2 separate regions of the Homo sapiens genome follow, and region 1 is linked to region 2. A link is an interaction called in ENCODE POLR2A ChIA-PET data of the cell type or tissue named here. Cell type or tissue: MCF 10A. All regions are shown on one strand. Each heading gives the region's core, and the rest is flanking DNA. Links, peaks and the distances in the headings are about the cores only. Region 1 overlaps LOC105376387 (a long non-coding RNA gene). Region 2 holds the start of LINC00706 (long intergenic non-protein coding RNA 706).

What was found. Peaks named below come from ENCODE experiments on the same cell type or tissue, not always from the same donor. Only the 100,000 strongest peaks of a DNase experiment are listed, where the experiment ranks them.
Region 1: POLR2A ChIA-PET joins it to region 2 with 5 read pairs; 2 of 35 experiments call an interaction of 5 or more read pairs at or near these places.

Annotation. Positions count from the first base shown.
Region 1 is chr10:6,869,811-6,880,688 of GRCh38, reverse strand. The region is part of intron 3 of LOC105376387 (a long non-coding RNA gene); the gene reads left to right. Among named protein-coding and RNA genes, the nearest start is that of LINC00707, 96 kb to the right of the region's middle. RefSeq lists an enhancer at 3,187-3,687. In MCF 10A, for the core only: no CTCF peak of the experiment used is centred there; no DNase peak of the experiment used is centred there.
Region 2 is chr10:6,773,105-6,783,982 of GRCh38, reverse strand. It overlaps LINC00706 (long intergenic non-protein coding RNA 706), which reads left to right and starts at 4,803. Exons shown (of 2, transcript NR_108074.1): 1 at 4,803-4,872; 2 at 9,048-9,680. LINC00707 (long intergenic non-protein coding RNA 707) reads right to left here and starts at 4,385. Exons shown (of 5, transcript NR_038291.1): 1 at 4,096-4,385; 2 at 2,497-2,679. In MCF 10A, for the core only: no CTCF peak of the experiment used is centred there; a DNase peak (open chromatin) is centred at 4,762.

The sequences.
Region 1 (10,878 bases), core at 1,513-9,512, 96 kb before region 2:
CAGCAAATCATAAGAAATAAAACGGACTTGCTATGAAATTAGGTATTATTCTCATACTATGCCTACCTCTTATTCCAGCTGCTACAAATATGTTTTTTTCTGTTGAGAAAAAAACCAGTTTCCTCAAAATAAATGTAATGCTTTTCAATGATTATCATCTTTCAGGGACAGACATTTGTCACAATCATCTTGTATCTTCCAAACCTCTATTTATTTACAAACATTTATGTATGTCCTTTCAGCAGCTTAGTAATTGGACTTGTTAAAGTATTTTATCTAGGAAAGATAATATTGCCAATTGTGTGTGTAATGAATAAATACACAAATGTTAATATCACATTAATGATAATTAAGCTCTGCTGTAGTGATGCGTGTGGTGATGAACTCTGCTAGTAATGTAATGAATTCATTCTCAAAGCACAATGTTCCTGACAGCAATTCACAGCTGAGATCTGGATGGTTCAGTGCAGTATCCCTGGAGTCGAGATTGGTGTTTGGCACAAAGAAGGTGCTCAGTGATTGTTTGTTGAATGAATGAAGAAATAAGAAAAAAAGAGAAGGGACAAAGTCTAACATTGTAACCTACAATTTTAGAAGAAAAGAGAGCAGGAACACAAACCAGCTTCAGTATCAATATGCATTTTTACTACTTGGACAATCAAACAACTGCTAACTTCAAGAGCAGGATAAGTGCTGAGAACCTTAGAGAAGCCCACCTGGGGAGACCACTGTGTACACACTAATTTCAATGCTAGAAGAAGAACCTTGGTAACCGGTGGAGCGCCTATCCTAGATGCAAAGGATTGCATCTCAACAGTTTGCTCGTAATTCTTCCAAGGTTTGTCAAAACTGCAAATAGCTTTACACAGAATGATATTTTGGTAATAATCACTGGAAAAATGAGTATGAGATATAAATCAATAATATGTACAGCTTACAAATGTACCCAAATTAAAGATCTTTTATAGCAATGAAATCTAGGTCCAATAATGTAATAGCAGACACTTCAAATGAAAGGGTTTTACCAAGAAAAGAGGAGCTGCTTTAAATGATTTAATAGCAATCTCAAAAGGCTTCTGAAATTTCAATATGAAATTAATGTTAACCGATATTTTACTACACACCTACAAACAGATGCTAATGGATAAATATTGTGTTTCATTTATTTTATTTTATTTATTTAGTTTTCCAAGACAGAGTCACTCTGTTGCCCAGGCTGGAGTGCAATGGCTTGATCTTGGCTCACTGCAACCTCCGCCTCCCAGGTTCAAGCAATTCTCCTGCCTCAGCCTCCCAAGTAGCTGGGATTACAGGCGTACACCACCAGGTCCAGCTAATTTTTGTGTTTTTAGTAGAGACAGGGTTTTGCCATGTTGGCCAGGCTGGTCTCAAACTCCTGGCCTCGTGATCCACCTGCCTCAGCCTCCCAAAGTGCTGGGATTACAGGCTTGAGCCCCCACGCCCAGCCTATTCAGTAAATTCTTTCAAGCTTTATAGACCTATCTGGGCTGGGTTTGTCAACATCTTGTTCTTCTAATCAGCAGTATATTCATGAGAACGAGAACTCAGCATCTTTTTTACTCCACTGGGGTGGCTATTTTAAAGTGAGAGTCTTTCAATCTACTCTAAGGGAAGAAGGATTCCACAAAGGTGTCTTTAAAACATACTATTTCCCTTATCAAAAGAGACAGGAAAAGTCCTCCCTCTCCTCTCTAAAGTTGTTCTGGGCTGCCTCAACATGTCAACTTGGTCTCTACAACAGCACCCTGTGCGTGATGGAAACTTTGATTGGCAGAAAGGAGCTGTAAGTGCTGAAGATTAATCAAAATAAGACTTTTCTGCAGGGAATGCTGGTTTGTAATAAAACATTCGGCGTGTTGCCTAGCATTTCGACGATGAGCTGCACAACATGAAAGGGTTTTTTGTTTTTTTTTTTAATTAAAATGAGTAAACCCTACAAAGCACACAATGTCTAAAAATCTCCATGTGGTAAAAGACACATGCTCAAACCAGTGAGGGACTCAGAAACTGTGGGTCCTCTTTTGGACAGAGCCCTGACTTCAGGTGAATTGATTTTTCTCTGCAGTGGTATAATGGTGGGCAAGAGGTTAATACTTCACCTCTCAAAGCCTCATTTTTTTAAAGCAATCAAATGAAAATATTTGAGTCGCTGCTCTCTAAGTATCTCTCCCACCTCTAAGTTGCTCCTGCCATCTGTGTGGACTGAAGCACAAAGCCAAGCCAAACCATTGAGTTCGGTGCCTCTGGAAGCATTGGTAATCTGCACATTTCAGATTATTCCATTGATGAGGGAAGAGCAGGGTGAGGCCAACTTTCCATGTGAATTCCTTATTCCTTCTGTTGGTAAGGACCTCAGATGAGTCCTACACAAGCCAGCTCTGGCAAAGCAGTTATTTAAGTGACATCAGCTAATGGGCAAGCAGCCCATGAGAATGAGTACTCAGAAACCTACGACAGGGCATGCAGGGGCCCCAGGAGCTCGGGGGCCTGTTGTAGGTCATGCCTCCTGTGTTGCCACGGTGCCCTCCTGCCACCCGGAGGAAGAAAGAGGAGGGAAGAGACCCAGAGAGCAAACACAAGCTGGGGCTTGTGTCTCCACAGAGCGTTCTTTTTGGCAAGCGGTCCTGCTGGGATTGATTCAGACTCTCGAAGGAAATTGATGAATGGTTCTGTGGACAGAATGGAATCTAAAGAAACAGTTTTTCTTGCCTTCCCTTGTACCTTGGGAGTGAGGGTTGAATTACCTTTCTGACTTGATTCACTGCCGCTGAGAAACTCATTAAAGGGCCCTCTGTCTAAATGGTTTATTTGATGTCCTTATAGCTGGAGAAGGATCGTGAGGAGGCAGGCAGAGCTACGGATGCATTTTTGTCTCACTAAAGTGCACGTATTTCATTAAGGATGATGTGGCATGGTGTCCATTTGCTGGTAAAGACACCCTGTCTTGTCTGTCAAAGCCTACAGCGTTCTCTGTGGCTGGCCCATCGGTATTTTATACATGACACATAGAACCCCCCTTTCTAATTACGTTCTTCAAGAAAAAACTCACACACCCAACCCATAGCATTGCAGGAATGTTCCCCGCCTGCTCTGAAAGGCAGAGGGCTCATAGCCCTATTTTGTTAGCGGATCATAGCTTAGGCCGGCACCACCTGTCACGTTGTGGGAGACAAACTGCCTGCATTCTGGACGCGGTCTCTGGCTGCCGTGCACAGCAGGTGTCAGAGGCAGCACCCAAGGCTCACATCCACCAGAATCGTCACAGGCAGAAAGCTGGATCTGGAGTTTCCACCCTGAACTCTGCTATCAGGAAACCACGTCCTCTTCTCTCTTTCAGCCTTCGTTTCCGTATCCAGGGATGATGATATTATTATGGAGATTTTCTAGGAAGACTAAAAGAGAAATTATATCTGAAAACCATGTATAAACTGAAAACATGCAGTTAAAAGCTTTTTTAATTATTTTATTTCTGTGATCCTCATTTAGCACTCTGATGGTTAATGAGGTACTGTACTAATCATGTTATTTATTAACATCTTTTGTATTTTATGATGCTTTGACATCTCGGGGCCTTGTGAATCTGGGAAGGAATGGCCCCCTGAGGTTAGCTAATTTCTAGGGATACTAGGCTTGCAGATGAGTGCGCCCATGACATGCAAACCAACCAATCCTGTCCATGCCCCACCCTCATCCTTTTATCCGGTTCCTGCAGTCTGTGATACTATTCTCCTGCCCTCCATCACCCTAGGACCAGGTATCTGACAAGGGGGGACCACCCCAGCACCCCGGAGCCTGCAGAAATGGCTTGAACTACCCAGCCCCAGGTGTGTGCGCAGCTCCCTCACCTTGCCTCCTGTGACACCCAGTAAAGGCTTCCACCCGGCTCTTCCCTCCTTCCCCCCGGCTGCTGGCTGGCCCTGCTGCTTCCCCACATGGCCCTGCGTGGTGTGCCCTCCCCCTGTTTCCAGGGGTGATGTGAGAGTTTAAATGCTTCCTGTCTTAACAGTCATTTCTGTGTCTGTGCAGGTCTTATCATACCTGATTAAAACAAATCCCAGGGGTGTGTGTGTGTGAGAGAGAGAGAGAGAGAGAGAGAGACAGACAGAGAGATATTTTAGAGACAGAATCTTGCTCTGTTGCTGGAGTGCAGTGATGTCATCATGGCAAATTGCAGCCTCCATCTCCTGGGCTCAAGTAATCCTCCCGCCTCAGCCTCCCAAGTAGCTGGGACCATAGGCACTCATGCCCACACGTGGCTAATTTTTTATTTCTTGTAGAGACGGAGTCTCCCTATGTTGCCCAGGCTGGTCTTGGACTCCTGGACTCAAGCGATCCTCCCACCTCAGCCTCCCAAAATGCTGGGATTACAGGCATGAGCAACCATGCCTTGCCCCAGGTAAAATTTTAAGATGGGTACCCATACGAATACAGCATTTCTGGAATGAACAAATCCATGGAACAGAAAAGGCAATGACCTGTGTGTTTGGTGAGGCTGCTTCATCTCTGGGTGGCAGGGTTGGAGTGGGTGCAGCTGGGGCTTACTGGATAAGCTGCCCCTTGGAATTGCGAGCAGGTGCCAGGTGCCTGAGCTCCTCCTCAGGGCAGGCAGGGCAGCTCTTGTTGGTGTGGGATTTCTTTAATCGCCACCACCCGCTCCTGCTGTGCCACAAAGGTTTAATGCTTGGCCAGACTGAAAACTATTGGTATGAATCACCTATAAAGTTTGCTCCAGCTTTAAAATATTATTATACTAAATAAACCCTGGGGGACCATTTTGTGGGCCAAAGATATTTGAGGTAGTTGAATTAGATATAGAAAGATCCAAAATATTAGATCGCATAGGCTACTCCCTTTGATCTAAAAAAAAAATACATTTACCATCTTTTAAAATGAAGTAGAAGGAGGGGGCAAGGTTTTCCCCCACATTTGAGCGGATTAGAAAACTGTTGTGTCCATTAAGTAAGGATGATGACACGTGATCATGTGGCCTTCTGGGTTTTCCTTTTGGCCCTGAGCTGTTTGATAGAAGGAACAGCTTTGTGATATATAATTCAGTGTCTTGTATCTGGCCCCGGAGGCTGCTGAGCTAGTTTATATAATGATCATATTCATGAGGGAAAAATTAATTGCATCTTCCTCACCAGTTGCTGAGTGCTACAGTATCATTGGAAAAACCAGAATTCCCCTTAGGAAACACAATTTCAAGTTAATATACAGCAATGCTGTGCATGACTTTATTAATCTAGAGCCAGGGCAGATGAGGAAGTGGGAACTGGCCGACTGCAGGCTGGAGACGTTGCTCTTGCCTGGCCAGTCCACGGGCCAGCTGTGTGATTGGGGTCACTCCCTTAACCTCTCTGTTCTTTAGGTTCCTTCCCTAAATGTGGAGCTGAAATAATCACATATATCTCTTGGGCACACATAATAAAAACAAATGAGATAATGTCTTTGGAGGGATTTGAGTTCCTTGAAGATAATTACCATAACATACACAAACACTCTGCGTGTGTGTGTGTGTGTGTGTGTGTGTGTGTGTGTGTCTATGCATGATATCAGTATAACAAAGGCAGAAACTGTAACCCCCCAAAAATGTAATTCTACTCCACCCATTCTCCTTAACATAAAAGCCATTTCTCCTCCACAGAGCGGCTGTGAAAATTACTGCTAAGTTACTACTAATGCTCCCAACAGATTGCATTTGGAAAAGGATGTTTCGTGTCCTGCAGCTAGAATTCCATGTGTCCTATGGGAATGACCCAGGTTGGGCTCAGGAAAGACCTCAGACATGTTTTCCAATGGCCACCATCAAATCCCTGTTGTGTATTCTTTTCCCTGCTAATCGCTGTAGTGTTTAATTGTTAAAGCCATATGTGTTTCAAGGGAAATTGAATCCATATGTTTCTGATTCATTTGCACTGAGCTCATCAAATTGTTGTTTTATAAGAGCCGTTTGCTGTCCAGGAAGAATTCCCCAGTGCCCCTCCCCACACCGTTCTATGCTGTCTAATATCTTTAAAACAGGACTCTGTGCTCTGCCCAGCAAAACCCTCTATCACTACCGTACTACTGCAATCACCTTCTCCACTGTAACGTTTTACATGATAAAAGTTAGCCTCTTTTCATGGAGTAAGACAAGACGGTATCTTACAGAAAAGCCGCCTAAGTGTCTCCCATGAAAACTGCAGAGTGAAGATTGAGTTAAACAAAGTTAAGCAAGTCTCTTCGTTGATATCTCAAGACTTTACATTTCAAAAAAGTGAAGGAGCCAGACATAGTGGCTCACGCCTGTAATCCCAGCACTTTGGGAGGCCGAGGCGGGTGGATCACTTGAGGTCAGGAGTTCTAGACCAGCCTGGCCAACATGGTGAAACCCCGTCTCTGCTAAACATACTAAAAAATTAGCCAGGCATGGTGGCATGCACCTGTAATCCCAGCTACTCAGGAGGCCAAGGCAGGAGAATCGCTAGAACCTGAGGAAGCAGAGTGCAGTGAGCCGAGATCATGCTACTCAGTCCAGCCTAGGGGACAGAGCAAGACTGTGTCAAAAAAAAAAAAAAAAACAACTAAGGTTAAGTTGCCTAGATTCATTCATTCAACAAACATTTAGAGAGTACCTACTGTGTACTAAGATACACTTTTATATACTAGATATATCACCATGAAAAGATAGCCTGTCCTCATGAAGCATATATTCCATTTCCCAAACATATTTTGATCAAGGAAACCAGTATTCTAAAAAATTGCTCTTTAAGGAACACTAGTTTATAGCGGAAGAAAATGTTAGCTCAACTAACCTGAGTTCCCTTGCGCATGTGCTTAGATTGGAAACTACGATGCCAATATGCAATTCTTTGTCTTAGGATATATTCTGGGAGGAGAGCGAAAAAATAAACAGTTAAGCAAGAGGTAGTTGTGGTCAGGTTATGATACGATATGTGCTGTAAATCAACTAAGGCAAGGTTGCAGTGTGTGGAATGAGGACTGATTTTTCCTTCAGCCAAGGAAGTGACATTGGAGTAGAGACAATTGAATGAGAGAGATGAGCTCATAGGAAGATCTGGGGAAATAAATGACACGAATAGCATTCCATTGGCAAATTTGTTTTTGCAATGAAATCACAGTTAAAATTAATGCTGTACTTCAAAAGACTGAATGACAGGTAGCAGAGAAACTGGAAAGTATCTAAGGCTGAGATCAGCTCTGAGGCAAGGAAATGACCCTTTTAACTTGCACTCGCACAGACCACGGGTCAGGTGGGAGGGAGATGCCTGCAGAGGGGCTGCCTGGTGGCAGAAACAGGCTCACAATCCAATCACAGGCCATTCTCTCCGTCACTCTTCATTAAAGGTTTTTCTGATTCCTAATGGAGAAATTAAGACAGTGTTAGTGCTACTAGGATTTTTGTGGGTGAGTTTATACACATAGTATTGTAGATATCTTTTTTTTTTCCCAGAATCTTCCCCAGTCTGGAACTGCCTCTTCCCTAGGTGGCCTTGTTTTGTCTCTATCAGATGCAGACTGTCCAGTCAGAGTGCATTATTCCTTTGGTTCCAGAGACTGGCTCAGGGAAGGAAAGGCAAGGTCCGAGCTGGACCAACCAGAGCTACTCAGGAAGCTATTTCTCTCCTTTGGCTAAAGGCAAGGACCAAGTAACCCAAAGTAGTTGATGTCAATCTTTGCAAGAACCAGAGGATAATTTAAGCTCTGGAATCCAGCCTTGCTTAATGCTAAGACTGCTACTGGACTTTGTAGTTATCAACACCAATACATTCCCTTTTTTGACTTGAGCGAATTGATGACCTTTTCTTGTGATTCCAGCCATAAGAGCTGTAACAGGGTGTCATTTAATTTGGTTATTTGTTGTGTGCCAGTAATTCATGTCATAGCTTGGACACATCTATTTTTTGTTTCCTTTATGCAGTTCCAGGTAGGAGGCTCCTTTCCGTATTGTTAAGGTTAGGTACCTACAGCAAGATGGAGTCAGGAGTGCAGACTGAGAGGAGCAGTAAGTAGCAACACTTACAGAAAGTTGCCCAAATGCCACCAGTTCCCATGTGAAAACACCATGTTGTGTATTCTAAGGATATCATTTGGCTTTGTGTCCTCAACAAATCTCATGTCAAATTGTAATCCCCAGTGTTGGAAGTAGGGCCTGGTGGGAGGTGACTGGATTGTGGGGGTGAAGTTCTCGTGAATGGTTTAGAACCATCCCCCCTTGGTTCTGTCCAGTGAGTGTGTTCTCACTAGATCTGGTTGTTTAAAAGTGTGTGGCACCTGCTTCCTCTCTCTCTCGCTCCATCCTGCTCCCGCCATGTGACATGCCTCTTCCCACTTTGCCTTGTGCCATGAGTAAAAGCTCCCTGAGGCCACCCCAGAAATAGAAGACACTATGCAGCCACTTGCCAGCAGAACCATGAGCCAATTAAACCTCTTTTCTTTGTAAATTACTCAGTCTCAGGCATTTCTTTATAGCAATGCAAGAATAGACCAAAACATCTAATATTAACGAAATAGTGACTAGATAAGTGATTTAACTGTTTGTGTACAAAATCCTCACCGTGCCAAAATATAGTACTCCTTTCTACTGATGATGAAAACTAGGATACCTTTAAAACAGCAAGGACTCCAAGCTAGAGTCTCTGGTGTTATTGAGCTGCAATCAAGCGCATCCTGGAGAGGGAGATCCTGTCCATCATGAGGCCAAGCCTGGGAAACAGAAGCGCTGAAGAAGCTGCCTGCTCACTATGATTTCTGACCTCAGCTCTATCAGGGGTGCTCTAGAGGGCCTAGGATCACTGAAAAACATTCTCTTGTTTCTCTCCCACCTCGTCCCAGTTTTGCACAAACACTTGTTTCTGCATCGCCTTAAAATGATGATAATTTGGGAGGCCAAGGCGGGTGGATCACCTGAGGTCAGGAGTTTGAGACCAGCCTGGCCAACATGGCGAAACCCCGCCTCTACTAAAAATACAAAAAAATTAGCCGGGCGTTGTGGTGAGTGCCTATAGTCCCACCTACTCGGGAGGCTGAGGCAGGAGAATCACCGGAACGCGAAAGGTGGAGGTTGCAGTGAGCTGAGATCACGTCCCTGCACTCCAGCCTGGGTGACAGAGCAAGAATCCATCTCAAAAACCAAAAGGAAAAACAAACAAACAAAAAAATCCATGATAATATTGCCAAAGACCAGTCAGGGTGTTATACAAAATGGCCAATAAAAATGATTGAAATGCATTTTTAAACTATAAAGTCATCTTAAGATTGTTTGGCAGGCACTCCGTGGGGCTGCTTCTTGTTAATGAGCTGCTGAAGATGGGCCAGTGTCACCCAGAAGAGCGGCGCTCACGGCTGCCCTGATGACGTCAAGTTCACGGATCATGTGATCGTAAACAGACATCAAGATCATGGATGACGTGATCTTAAACAAGATGATCTTTCTGAGCCTCAGTGTTAGAGAAATTCTAAATCTCATTTTTTAACTTTGTTAAAAGTAATTAGAATAAAAATAAATGTATCCTTGGCATCTTGGAGAGAGACACGGCGTCGTTCTTAATGTTTAACCATGGGGGAAAAGACTCCATCGGACTGGATTCACCATTTCATGCCCAACGGTGGTGCACTGTAGGCGTTCAGTAAATATTTGTTGATTAATAATTGACTGTTGGAATAAATTAGTGGAGAATCAATTACTTCCTATTTTAAGTATCCATTGACTAAGTTTCCCAAATAGTTGCAGTGAAAACTAAAGATCCTTGTTAAATGCTGGCTATGTCCAAACAAGCTGTTTTTCTCCTGCTACCAGCTGAAACTAACTGTAACTTTCCCATATCTCCCTACCTACAAAAGACAGCTATCTCATCAGTATTGAGCACACTCAGTGGACTCACTAGAATACTGTAATAATTTCTGAGTTATGAAAATACTCACAGTTGTGGCCGATGTACTTTGAGAACCTTACAATCCAAAATAATCAGATGCGCTTAAAACATAAAACAGTAAGTCCTTGTGTAGTATATAGAACATAAAAAAGTCACAAAATCAAGTTTCACTTTTTTCAGTCAATTAGTCAACAAATAGAGACAGTTATCGTGTTAAACACCTGGGACTCAAAGCAAAACATAGAAATACTCCCTCAAGAAGCTCACAGTCTACAGAAAAAAAGACAAGTCCACCATTACAAGTGAGGTGTGTGAGAACTTCTGTTCCACAGGCATGCCCCCCAATCGAGAAGAGGCTGCAGAAGTCACCTTACCCAGTGAGGGTAAGGGTGACCAGGAGAGGTTTAACAAGGGTAGGAGCTGACCTTTTGTGTTAAATATGCATAAGATTTACCATCTTAACCATTTTTTTTTTTGAGATGGAGTTTTGGAGTTTCACCCTTGTCACCCAGGCTGGAGTGCAATGGCACGAACTTGGCTCACTGCAACCTCTGCATCCTGGGTTCAAGCAATTCTCCTGCCTCAGCCTCCTGAGTAGCTGGGATTACAGGCGTGTGCCACCACACCCGGATAATTTTTGTATTTTTAGTAGAGATGGGGTTTCACCATGTTGGCCAGCCTGGTCTCAAACTCCTGACCTCAGGTGATCCACCTGCCTCGGCCTCCCAAAGTGCTGGGATTACAGGGATGAGCCACCGCGCCTGGCCCAACCATTTTTAAGTATATGCTTCAGCAGCATTAAGTACATCCACACTGTTGTGCAACCATCACCACCACCCATCTCCATAACTCTTTTCATTTTCCTCATCTGATACGCTATACCCCATAAATGATGAGTCCCCATCCCACCATTCTCCACCCCCTGGTAAACACCGTTCTACTTTCTGACTACTATAGGTACCTCATAAAGTGGAATCATATA
Region 2 (10,878 bases), core at 1,239-9,238:
CTTTCAGTTTTTAATTATAAAAAACCTATTGTGAAATTTTGCTTCTAGATGAGATGAAATAACAGAAGCCAGGTTTACCACCCCCCCAACTAAAAAATGAGACAAAATATGAATCAATGGTTTTTGAGACATTGGATATTGGACATCGGACATCAGTCATCAAAGGAAAGAGATGAGAACAAACAAAGCTAAGCCCCAGCTTGTAGTCTTAAAGGGATTCAAGACCACAGTGAAGAAGGGAAAACTCTGACAGAAACTGGCAGACTCCCTGACTTGTTAAGGATGATGTCTGGGGAGATCAGAGTGGTGAGAGTTCACAGCAGAGAGCACTGGGAAGGAGAGAGCTGCATAAAAGAAGATTATGGATGTCTGCAGGCCATCCTCCTCAAGTGTTTGGCAGAGCACTGATCAGAGCATGCATGTGAGGAAACTACCTGAGTCTTTCTTTCTCTGGAAGAAAGAACCACATGAAAAGATTAGTGGAACTGTAGCTGGAGCTCACATGAGCCTGGGAATAGTATCCATTTCCTCCAGCCAGGTTGGAAAATTTCCTAATTCACAGGACACTGGGTAGAGTGTTTAGGAGGATCTTGCCCTGGTAGTAGGGAACAATTAGCCCTAGACTAGGCTTATCAGGTGGAACTAGAGGGGTGTTAATCTAGCCTAAAAGATCAAACTGTTTCCAAGTAACTTAGCTGCGTCCCAGAAGAAAGCTCAAGAATATTCAGAGGAATATAAAAATATCCAGTGTTCTAAACCAGGCAAAGTTGCAATGTCTCTCATCTAATCGAAAATTGCCAGGCAGGTGAAGAAGCAGGAAAAACATATTGCAATGAACGACATTATCAGTGACATTTTGAGGGAATCTTTCAATTTGTCCACTCACAGCTGACCTAGCAGGAGGTGGACACCTGCCCCAGAGCAGGTTAGAGATCATCCTTGGGCAGCCAGTTACCTAAGGCCTCTCACCTGACTTTTCACAATGAGTAGAACCAATCAGCTACCTCTTTTCTTAATTTAAACTAAGAAGCAGAAAGAAGTTAGCAGTCGGTGGCGGATAATTGAGCTGAAAGGTCATATAAAGTTATGTGTGCGGTGTCATTATTACCCTAAGTACACATTGCAATTATGAAGAGCAGAGACTCAGAGTTAGAATGGAGCAGATCTATGTCCTATAAATCAAACAAGGTCAGCAGAAGGGGAAATGGGAGTAAGAGAGATGATTGCACTCAAGATGCTGCAGCTCTTCAGATTTTGAATCCTGGTTTTTCAGCTTTTTTTGAATTGCCAGAGCTCTATACCCTTATACCAGTGATCCTTACTTGGGAGTGGTTTGGGTTTCCCACTCCTCCCAGGAGACATTTGGCAATATCTGAAGGTATAGGGTTGTCACAGCTAGTGAGGGGCTGCTACTGGCATCTAGTGGATAAAATCCAGGGACGTTGCTAAGTATCCTACAATGTGCAGGACAGCCCCTACAACAAAGAATTATCTGTTCCCAAATGTCAACAGGCCAAATTTGAGAAATACTGCCTTATGTTAACCTCTTTTTGAACCTGAGTTACTTTGCACGGGTTTCTCTTTTTTATAAATAAGAAATGCTTCTGTCAAACACCACCGTAGCTAAGGCTTTGTTCACATCCTCATTATTTCCTTAGGTTAAATTGCTAGAACTAGACTTGTGGGGCGGAGGTAGGGTCAAAGAGCATGCATTGTTTCAAGAGTTCAGATATACACGGCCAATTAATGTAGCATCCTTTAACAGTTTACTCATGTGTACTGAAATCGAAGGCCAGATCAGGCTTTATGTTAGGAGAACAGCTCATCAACCTTAGCATGCATCTTTGTCTCTCATCCCTAACCTTCTCCTCTTTAGAATATCTTTCTTGGTGTCAACTCCAGGCAACTCTGCAACACATGTTGTACCACTCCTTTCCCTGTGTCCAAGACAGGCATTCATTCAACATACAGCAAGTGCTAACTGAGTGCTCACCATGTGCCTGAGAGTTCTTCCTCACACAATGCTCCAAGCAGCCACTGCTAATCAGTCAGAATTGGCACATGAAATTTAAATGAACAATAGCCCAAACGGCAAAATAACGATCAATCATTTCTGCCCTTTTGTACGGTTAAATCAAGGACATTGCTGTGAGATTTCTCCTCCTTTCTTCTTTTTCTATGTAAAGAGCAGGGGAATCATTGTGCAGACCAGAGCTGATACAAGCTCCCCTACTTTTGAGTCACTTCAGTGTTACACCTGACCCTTCCTTTCTCCAGAGAGAGGAAAGCTTGTTTTTTTCCACCTATTTGCCCTAGCAATAGGTCAGTAAGTGTGTTGCCTTAGGGAAAGCTGTAAGGCACACCAGAACGAACCAAAACCAAAACAAAACCCTCTTTACAGTTATTTTTAGAACGCCTGAAACCCTAATTACTTCCCTTTTAGATAGTTATTAGTGAGAAACTTTTTTCCAACAACAACAAAAAAACAACACTTACCTATGAAAATTATGTATCTTTTTTGTGTGATCCTAAAATAATGTTCCAGACTCTTGAGTCTGCCTCTGTTTTCCCACATTCCAGGACTATCTGGTTCAATGTGCAGCTGCTCAGATGTGCAGGAGGTGTTAGGACCTTAACCTTCCATCATCCCTGGGAGGGGTGTGTATTTCCCTCATGTACCTGCCAGAGATATGAACTTTCAGTGAGCCGTGTCAACCTCAACAGACCAGAAACAGAACTTAAAAGTCCACTTATATTTCATTATTTGAAATCATAATGATGCACATCAAAATTAAAGAAAAGAAAAGAAAAAGGGCAATGTCCTTACTTCTAAACAATATGCCATATTTTTTATCATCGTATCTGGGAGGCAGCAGATGGTGGCGGTTTCTTTTGCCCCCACTCACTTCCCTTTCTGAAAGGTGCCTTCGAATCTTCTTCATTGGCTTCAAATCTTCTTCATGGGCTCAAAAGTAAAATATATCCAGGGAAGAGGATCCCTTTTTTTTTTTTTTTTTTTTTTTTTTTCCCCACAAACTGGCTTCTGGATTTGTCATGGCATGTGGCACTAACTGTTACTTAACAGACGACTCAAATCTGCTGCAGCACTGCCAATTTTCCAGTAAATCTTCTTTTAATTTAAAGTTATTGAATCATCAATCGCTTCCCACTGTTCACTTAAAGCATAATCAATTTATTACTTTCTCCAAATAAGATAAGCCTAAACCAACCGGCAATTCCAACTCAGGTTCTTTATTTATTTCTTGTACCAGTTTATAAACTTAAAGATTAGCAGAGATGCCCTGACTTGACCGGATGGTCCCGGTTTCCTGTGATGATCAACAGTCCTTGAAAGAGAAAGGACTTACCACTGTGGATTTAAGGGAAAAAATAGTTCAAAACAATGGATATTGTTTAACTTCTCATACTAAGATGTAATTTACATTGTCAGGAAACCTAGATTCTCTCTCTCTGTTCTTCTTTCAGTTTCCTATGGTCTTCTCTGTGTGCAAATGACTGGCAAGCCTAGGAAAGGTACCAGCCTTGCGTTAACTTAACCCTTGGCTCTGCCTCAGCCTTCTTAATTAGGAATGAGTATACTACAAAGGTGGGTAAGAAATGAAGTGGTGATGGCTGGTGGGGCTACTCAGTGAAGGCACAATCATGTCTTCCCCAGTGCTTTCTTCAAGGTCATAGAAGGACCCAAACACTAAACCAATCTTCTTCTTCAGGTGTTTCTCAGGGCTGGTGGTTCTTGGCAACTATGAGTTGCAGTTGGCCTCAAAGCCCTAAGATGCACCTGTTGCGTGTATGTATTTCAGGTTGAATCTCATACATGACAGATTCTGGAAGGCTTAACAAAGTCAGTGCTGGATAAAGGCAGCATGATGATACTGACTTTTCTGAAATTTTTTGTTGGTTATGGCCAATAATTAATATAAACCGTTCTCTTGCATTTAAGCCTGACTTAACTACTTCTGAGTTTTATTGTGGGATATAAAAATTAAAAATATTGTATTAGCATTCTCTAGAAGGACAGGACTAATAGGATAGATGCATATATGAAAGGGAGTTTATTAAGGAGTATTGACTCACATGATCACAAGGTGAGGTCCCACAACAGGCCATCTGCAAGTTGAGGAGCAAGAAAGCCAGTAAAGTCCCAAAACCTCAAAAGTAGGAAAGCTGATAATGCAGCCCTCAGTCTGTAGCCGAAGGCCTGAGAGCCCCTGGCAAACCACTCGGGGGGTAGGTCCAAGAGTCCAAAAGCTGAAGAACCTGGAGTCTGATGTTTGAGGGCAGGAGGCATCCAACACAGGGGAAAGATGAAGGTCAGAAGACTCAGGCAGTCTAGTCCTTCCACGTTCCTCTGCCTGCTTTATTTTAGCCACACTGGCAGCTGAGCTGGCAGCTGGGTGCCCACCCAGATTGAGGGTGGGTCTGCCTCTCCCAGTCCAGTGACTCAAGTGTTAATCTCCTTTGGCAACACCCTCACAGACACCCCGGGGCAATACATTGCATCCTTCAATCCAATCAAGTTGACACTCAATATTAACCATCACAAATAGTAAGCAAAAATGATAATTTTTACCATTATTATCTCAAAATTATGAAAGCTTTTATCTATAGCACTTCCAGTTTTTTAAAAGTGAGATTCATAAGACTGTGTTTACCCACCACACTGAATGCTACTGTCATGACTTGGCATGAAAAATAGCCACCCACTCAGAGTCCAGGAACACTGTGCCCTCCCCTGTGACGTCAACCTGCCTGGTTTATTCAGTGTGTGGCTGTTGCTCAGCATTCACCCAACAACATTTTTGATGCATGATGCATATGGTGCTAAATGCTGGGAATGCAAACCTGAGTAAGGTATTGTCCTAATTCCTGCCTAACGGTTTTCTGGGTTTCACTGGCTATGATTTCTGATCCCTCCCTCCCTCCCTCCCTCCCTCCTTCCCTCCCTCTCTTCCTTCCTTCCTTCCTCCCTCCCTCTCTCCTTCCTTTCTTCCATTTTTTTCTTCCTTCCTCCCTCTCTTCTTCCTTCCATTTCCTTCTTTCCCTCCCTCCTTCCCTGCCTTCCTTCCTTCCTTCTTCATTCTCTCCCTCCCTCCCACCCTCTTTCTTTCTTCCTTCCTTCCTTCATCACTCCCTCCCTCCTTCCTTCCTTCCTTTCTTCCTTCCTTCCTCCCTCTCTCCTTCCTTCCTTCCATTTCCTTCTTTCCTTCCTTCCCTCCCTCCCTTCCCTCCTTCCTTTCTTCCTTCTCTCTCTCCCTCCCCCCCCCCACCTACCTTCCTTCCTTCCTTCCTTCCTTTCTTCCTTTCTTCCTTCCCTCCCTTGTTTCTTAACCATTGCTTGTTAAGGGATGGCTCTGCACTGAATTCTGGTAATCACCGTGCTTTTCTTTTACTAAAGGTGGAACACAGGGGTGAATCGTTTAGGGCAACTAAGGGTATGTGGGAGAGGTTGATGCTTTCCCTCTCACAGGTGAGTCTCAAGCCTCCAAGGAAATGACAGAAATGCTTACAGATGGTTTTAGGCAGTGGTGCCTTATGGGGGGGTAAGTTTTTGCTTTCTTTTCCTAAGAAAAGAACAATCCAATCTGATTGCTTCCCAGTGTTTTGGAATTGGATTTGTGTTTTGCAGTGATGAACCTGGCCTTAAGGTAGGTGCGGGGTGAGCCCATTAGAGATAAAAGGTAAAACCAGAAATCCAGTGGACAGCCATCTGAAACCCGTTCAGCCTGAAGCACTTTTTTCTAGACTCAAGAGCATCGTTGTATCAATAGAAAAGGGCAAAGATGGTGAAACAAAGTCATGTATATCCATCCATGTGCTTTCTCAAGCTTTTTATGGGTATTTTCTACAACTTAGATGTGCCTTGTCCTCACCAAAACCCATGTGGAAGTTTCATTGCAAGAGACAGTGTTGGGAAGTGGGGCCCAGTGGGAGGTGTTTGGGTCATAGGGGTGGATTCCTCACGATAAATTGGTGCCGTTCTCAGGATAGTGAGTGAGTTCTTACTCTTGCAAGACTGGATTAGTTCTTGCAGAGATGGATTAGTTCCCTCAAGAGTAGGTTGGTATAAAACATGTCACCCTCCTTGGTCCCTTCCTTTTCACACATGCCTACCCCAGTTTTGACCTTCTGTTATGTTATGACACAGCAGGAAAGCCCTGGCCAGAAGCCAGCGCCATGCCCTTGAAATTTCCCACCTGCAGAACCATGAGCTCAATAGACCTCATTTCTTTCTAAACGACCCAGTCTCAGATACTCTGTTATAGCAACACTAAATTGACTAAGACAGTGTTATTTTGTAGAAGTAATGTAATCCCTCTGAAAAGAACATGGGATTCAGAGAAAAATGCCACAGCTCTTAGTCCAGTTTTGCCATGACCTAGTAGAATGAGATTGCTGATGCTAAAAATGTTGAAATAAAATCATAGTATAAAGGTCCTAAAACCACACCTGGCACGAAGTAGGCCCTGCACGAATGTTTGCTTTAGCTATGTGTTTTCTCACAAAGTAAATCTAAACTTTACTGAATTGCTGGGCGTGGTGGCTCACACCTGGAATGCCAGCACTTTGAGAGGCTGAGGTGGGTGGACCAACTGAGGTCAGGAGTTTGAGACCAGACTGACTAACACGGTGAAACCCCATCTCTACTAAAAATACAAAATTAGCCAGGTGTGGTGGTGTGCACCTGTAATCCCAGCTACTCGGGAGGCTGAGGCAGGAGAATCTCTTCAACCCAGGAGGCAGAGGTTGCAGTGAGCCAAGATCATGCCACTGCACTCCAGCCTGGCGACAGAGCAAAACTCCATCTCAAAAAATAAACAAACAAATAAATAAGAAAAAAATAAACTTTACTGAATCAATTTGTGTTCCTGTAAAGTGGAGAGAGAAATAAGTCCCCACTTGCCTGAGCAAAACACTTTGAAGATTAATTAAAGTAATGCATGGTAGTATATATGAAACCAGGATTCTTTGCTCACACAACATCCAAGAAGTACCAGTCTACAAAACAGATAGCCACGGGCTCTGCACACCGCTACCCCATTGCTGCTTGCTGCTTCCCACTGCCCATTCCTATTGTCACACCACAAGGGTAGAGGGGGACTTACAAACAACTGGTCTGGGCATAAGTATTCTTCAAGCCATAAAAAGTATGTGCATACATAAAACCATTCTGTAGATGCTCTCAAGAGCTAGCCAACAGGGTGACTCTGAGTCTTTAGAAAGAGTTAAGTGAACTTCAGCCTAACTTTCAAGAAAATATAACATAATTCACCAAAATGAGTAAAATTCCAAATAGTCATCTGGAAAATTTCAAACCAAGGAACACTTTGTTCTTAGACAACGCCAGAAAAACAAGGCATTTATATAGATTTTGAATTGTGTTTCCAGGAAATGGAAGAAATTCTCAGGTAAGAATTTGCCCAGCAGCAATGTGTGTGGTCATCAGGCCACTGACAGTTCTGACAATCAGGCAGCCCCTGACCCCCTCCAGTGCCCAGCCGGCCACCTCTGTGTGGCACTGTCGTGAACAGGGCTGTGTCTCTGCATCATACTTAGCTCCTCTGTGATCATTTCCACGTGTTTCACCTCCTGTTTCTACCTACAACATGTGGACATTTTCACAAAAGGTACTTCTCTAAGCAAATCAACAGCTCCGAATTCAAACCCATTCATCTACGCAAGAAATGTTCATTGAGTGACAATTTTGTGCCAGAATCTGTACTAAATGCTAGGGATACAGGAATGATCAAGAGAAACAGTCCCTGGAAATGATAGCCCAGTACAAGAGAGGGAAATGCAAAAATGGTAATTGTTAAATAATAATTATTGTGATAATGATGGCAGAGATGGAACTTGCATTTATGGGACCACAATGTTCAGTGTCTGCAAGAAGAATCTGGGGCTTATCTACTTGCTTATGAATTTGGTTTACGTATTAAAACAGCAAAGTGTATGTCATCATTTGGGAGCAGCAGAAAAAATGTAGGTGTCGGTAAGAGGCTGTCCTATTAATAGGTAGACTATAAGTATAACCCAGGCTGTTCTTTAATATGATTACATCACTGTTTTAGAAAACTATGGAAATGAAAGGTTTTTACAATAATTAGTTTGCATATTTTCTCTTCAGCCTCTTGAGTGAGCCTATTCACTAGAACCTAGGAATTTTCCTACACTCCCTCAATGCTCAATTTCAAAAGTTGCTGAGAGGAAATGACAGACGCTCTCCAGAACAGCTTCCTTCTGAGGAAAACTCTCGAGGGCTCAGAGCTCACACTAACCTGAAGACAACTGTGTAGATCTGTGCCATCCTTCAACAAAGAAAAAGGGGAGAGAAGAAGGGTTGATTACATGACATATTGTGTTAATACATAGGCTTGTTTCTCCCAACCCAGGCTGAGGGCACTTGAATGATGTCATGTCTGTTGTTCAACCCAATAACTTCCACTAAAGACGAGGAAGAGTGATGGGACATCAAGTGATGGCCACAGGCTAGGGGAGGCACTTGTCTTTGTCGTGTCCCTTAGCGTAGCATAGGAGTCAACTCCCCTTATCTGCTTAATAGACAAAAGATAAGGAGAAGAGAGATGGCACTTTTACCAGGGCATGTGGTGGGTGTGAGGTGGACAACCTCTGTGGGGCTGTTCATGTCCTTTGTGGAGACTCCTGGCATTAAAACCACCCTCGGCTGCCTGGCCAGGAGAATGTGGTTTCATGGAAAGGGGTTACACAGGCAAATCACCAACCACGTTGGAGGATTCTAACTCTTCTGCAGCTAAATGGTGGCATGGGTAATAAACCTGTATGTATGAAAAGGAGAAAATGATGGGTAGAGCAGAATTCTTCTCTAGGGCTCTGTTCAGAAACTTTACCCCACAGAATAGGGCTATCACCAATGAAGAGAGGCAAACACTGATCGTGAGTCTTAAGAAATTCAGATGGGACAGTATTGTCTGGAGTTTGATGAATTCACTGCTTCTGTTGAACTCAATGAGTTCTGAGCCTATTTCCTTCATGATTTTCTCCTCTAGTGTCTATTTCAAATCAATAGGAGTACTTGAAGATTCTCCCTGCTTACAATGTAAACATCATGAAGAAAGAGATGTGTTGGACTTGTTCATCGCTATATTTCCTGGCTCAGATCCTGGCACTGAGTAGACATCAAGAAATATTTAAATGAATGAAAGAATGAATGAATGAATGAACGAACTGTGTCCTCTTGTAGAGCTGAGGGTGTTTTACCACTACCCTAAGAGCTGACACCAGGAGGTCTTGCTGCAAAGCCAGGCACTGTATTCCACACTGTATTTCCATCATCGCTTTTAATGAGACTTCTTTGCAAATATGTATGGTATCTTTTAAAATACCTGATAACCAGCCAGCAGGGGTGGTCAGCTGCTACACTGGTAGCCACAAACAGAATCCAAGACACAGAACTTCATACGGTGTCACAGCTTCATTTTCCAGGCTACAGCTCCCACTGCCCACATCAGAACCATCTGCAGGTCCATAAGCTGTGAGTTTCTTTGGGAGTTGGGGGAGTGTCTTTTGGATGTTTATAACTTATGCATCTTAATATTGAATGTGCACTTAATACATGGAACTTCATAGTACTTGATTTTTTATGCAAAAATGACTTAATTAAAATTTCTTGAAGAAACATCATAGAATGAATATGGAGATCACTTAAGTACCTTCCTGCTCTGTACATAATGATAAAATTCTGGTAGCTGATCTAAAGCTAAGAAGAATGTGGGAGGAAACAAAATGCAAGTGGTTAGGTAACTGCTCTATTTATCGATTTATCTCTCGTCCTTGCAGATAATCTAACTTACAGGCCATCTTGCTTTCTGTCAATCTATCTTTTTCTGTTTCTTTACACCTACACATCTATCTAGCTACCTGCTTATCTCTGTCTGTCACAGCACTTCTAAGCAATACGATTAAGAGGACTAGGTTTTTGTTTCTTTTTTAAAATGTGCCACTTTGTCTGTTAACACCTGGAATGGAAAACCTACTGCCTCATGGTCTGTTTAATGGTACCTCAGTTTATCCATTCAGTATCTAAGTGAGGGGAGAGCAGTGATCCAGGATTAATACAATATTAAACTCTTCCCCTGCTCTTTACTTGTAGAGGACGTCCTATAGTTGGGGAACATCTGCCTCACACTGTGTCTCCATTGTAGGTCATTTGAATTGAGGAGTCCTGCCTCTCCCAGACATCACACCACAGCTTTCAACACATAACTCTTAGTCTTTTCTGCACCCCAGGACCAAGGCAGCCTCCTTGAGTGGAGTGGGAATTCAATGCAGGGACTCTGGAGGGCTTTTGAGGTCATCTTGAAAGAAGGGTACAAGGGCCAGGCGCAGTGACTCACACCTGTAATCCCAGCACTCTGGGAGGCCGAGGCGGGGGGATCACCTGAGGTTCAAGAGTTCCAGACCAGCGTAACCAATATGGTGAAACCCTGTCTCTACTAAAAATACAAAAATTAGCTGGGCGTGATGGCAGGCGACTGTAATCCCAGCTGCTAGGGAGGCTAAGACAGGAGAGTTGCTTGAACCCAGGAGGCGGAGGTTGCAGTGAGCCAAGATCACCACACTGCACTTCGGCCTGGGTGACAGAGCAAGACTCAAAGAAAGAAAGAAAGAGAGAGAGAAAGAAAGAAAGAAAGAAAGAAAAGAAAGAAAGGAAGGAAGGAAGGAGGGAAGGAAGGAGGGAGAGAGAGAGAGAAAGAAAGAAAGAAAAGAAAGAAAGAAAGAAAGAAAGAAAGAAAGAAAGAAAGAAAGAAAGAAAGAAAAGAAAGAAAGAGAAAGAAAGAAGGAGGAAGGAAGGAAGGAAGGAAGGAAGGAAGGAAGGAA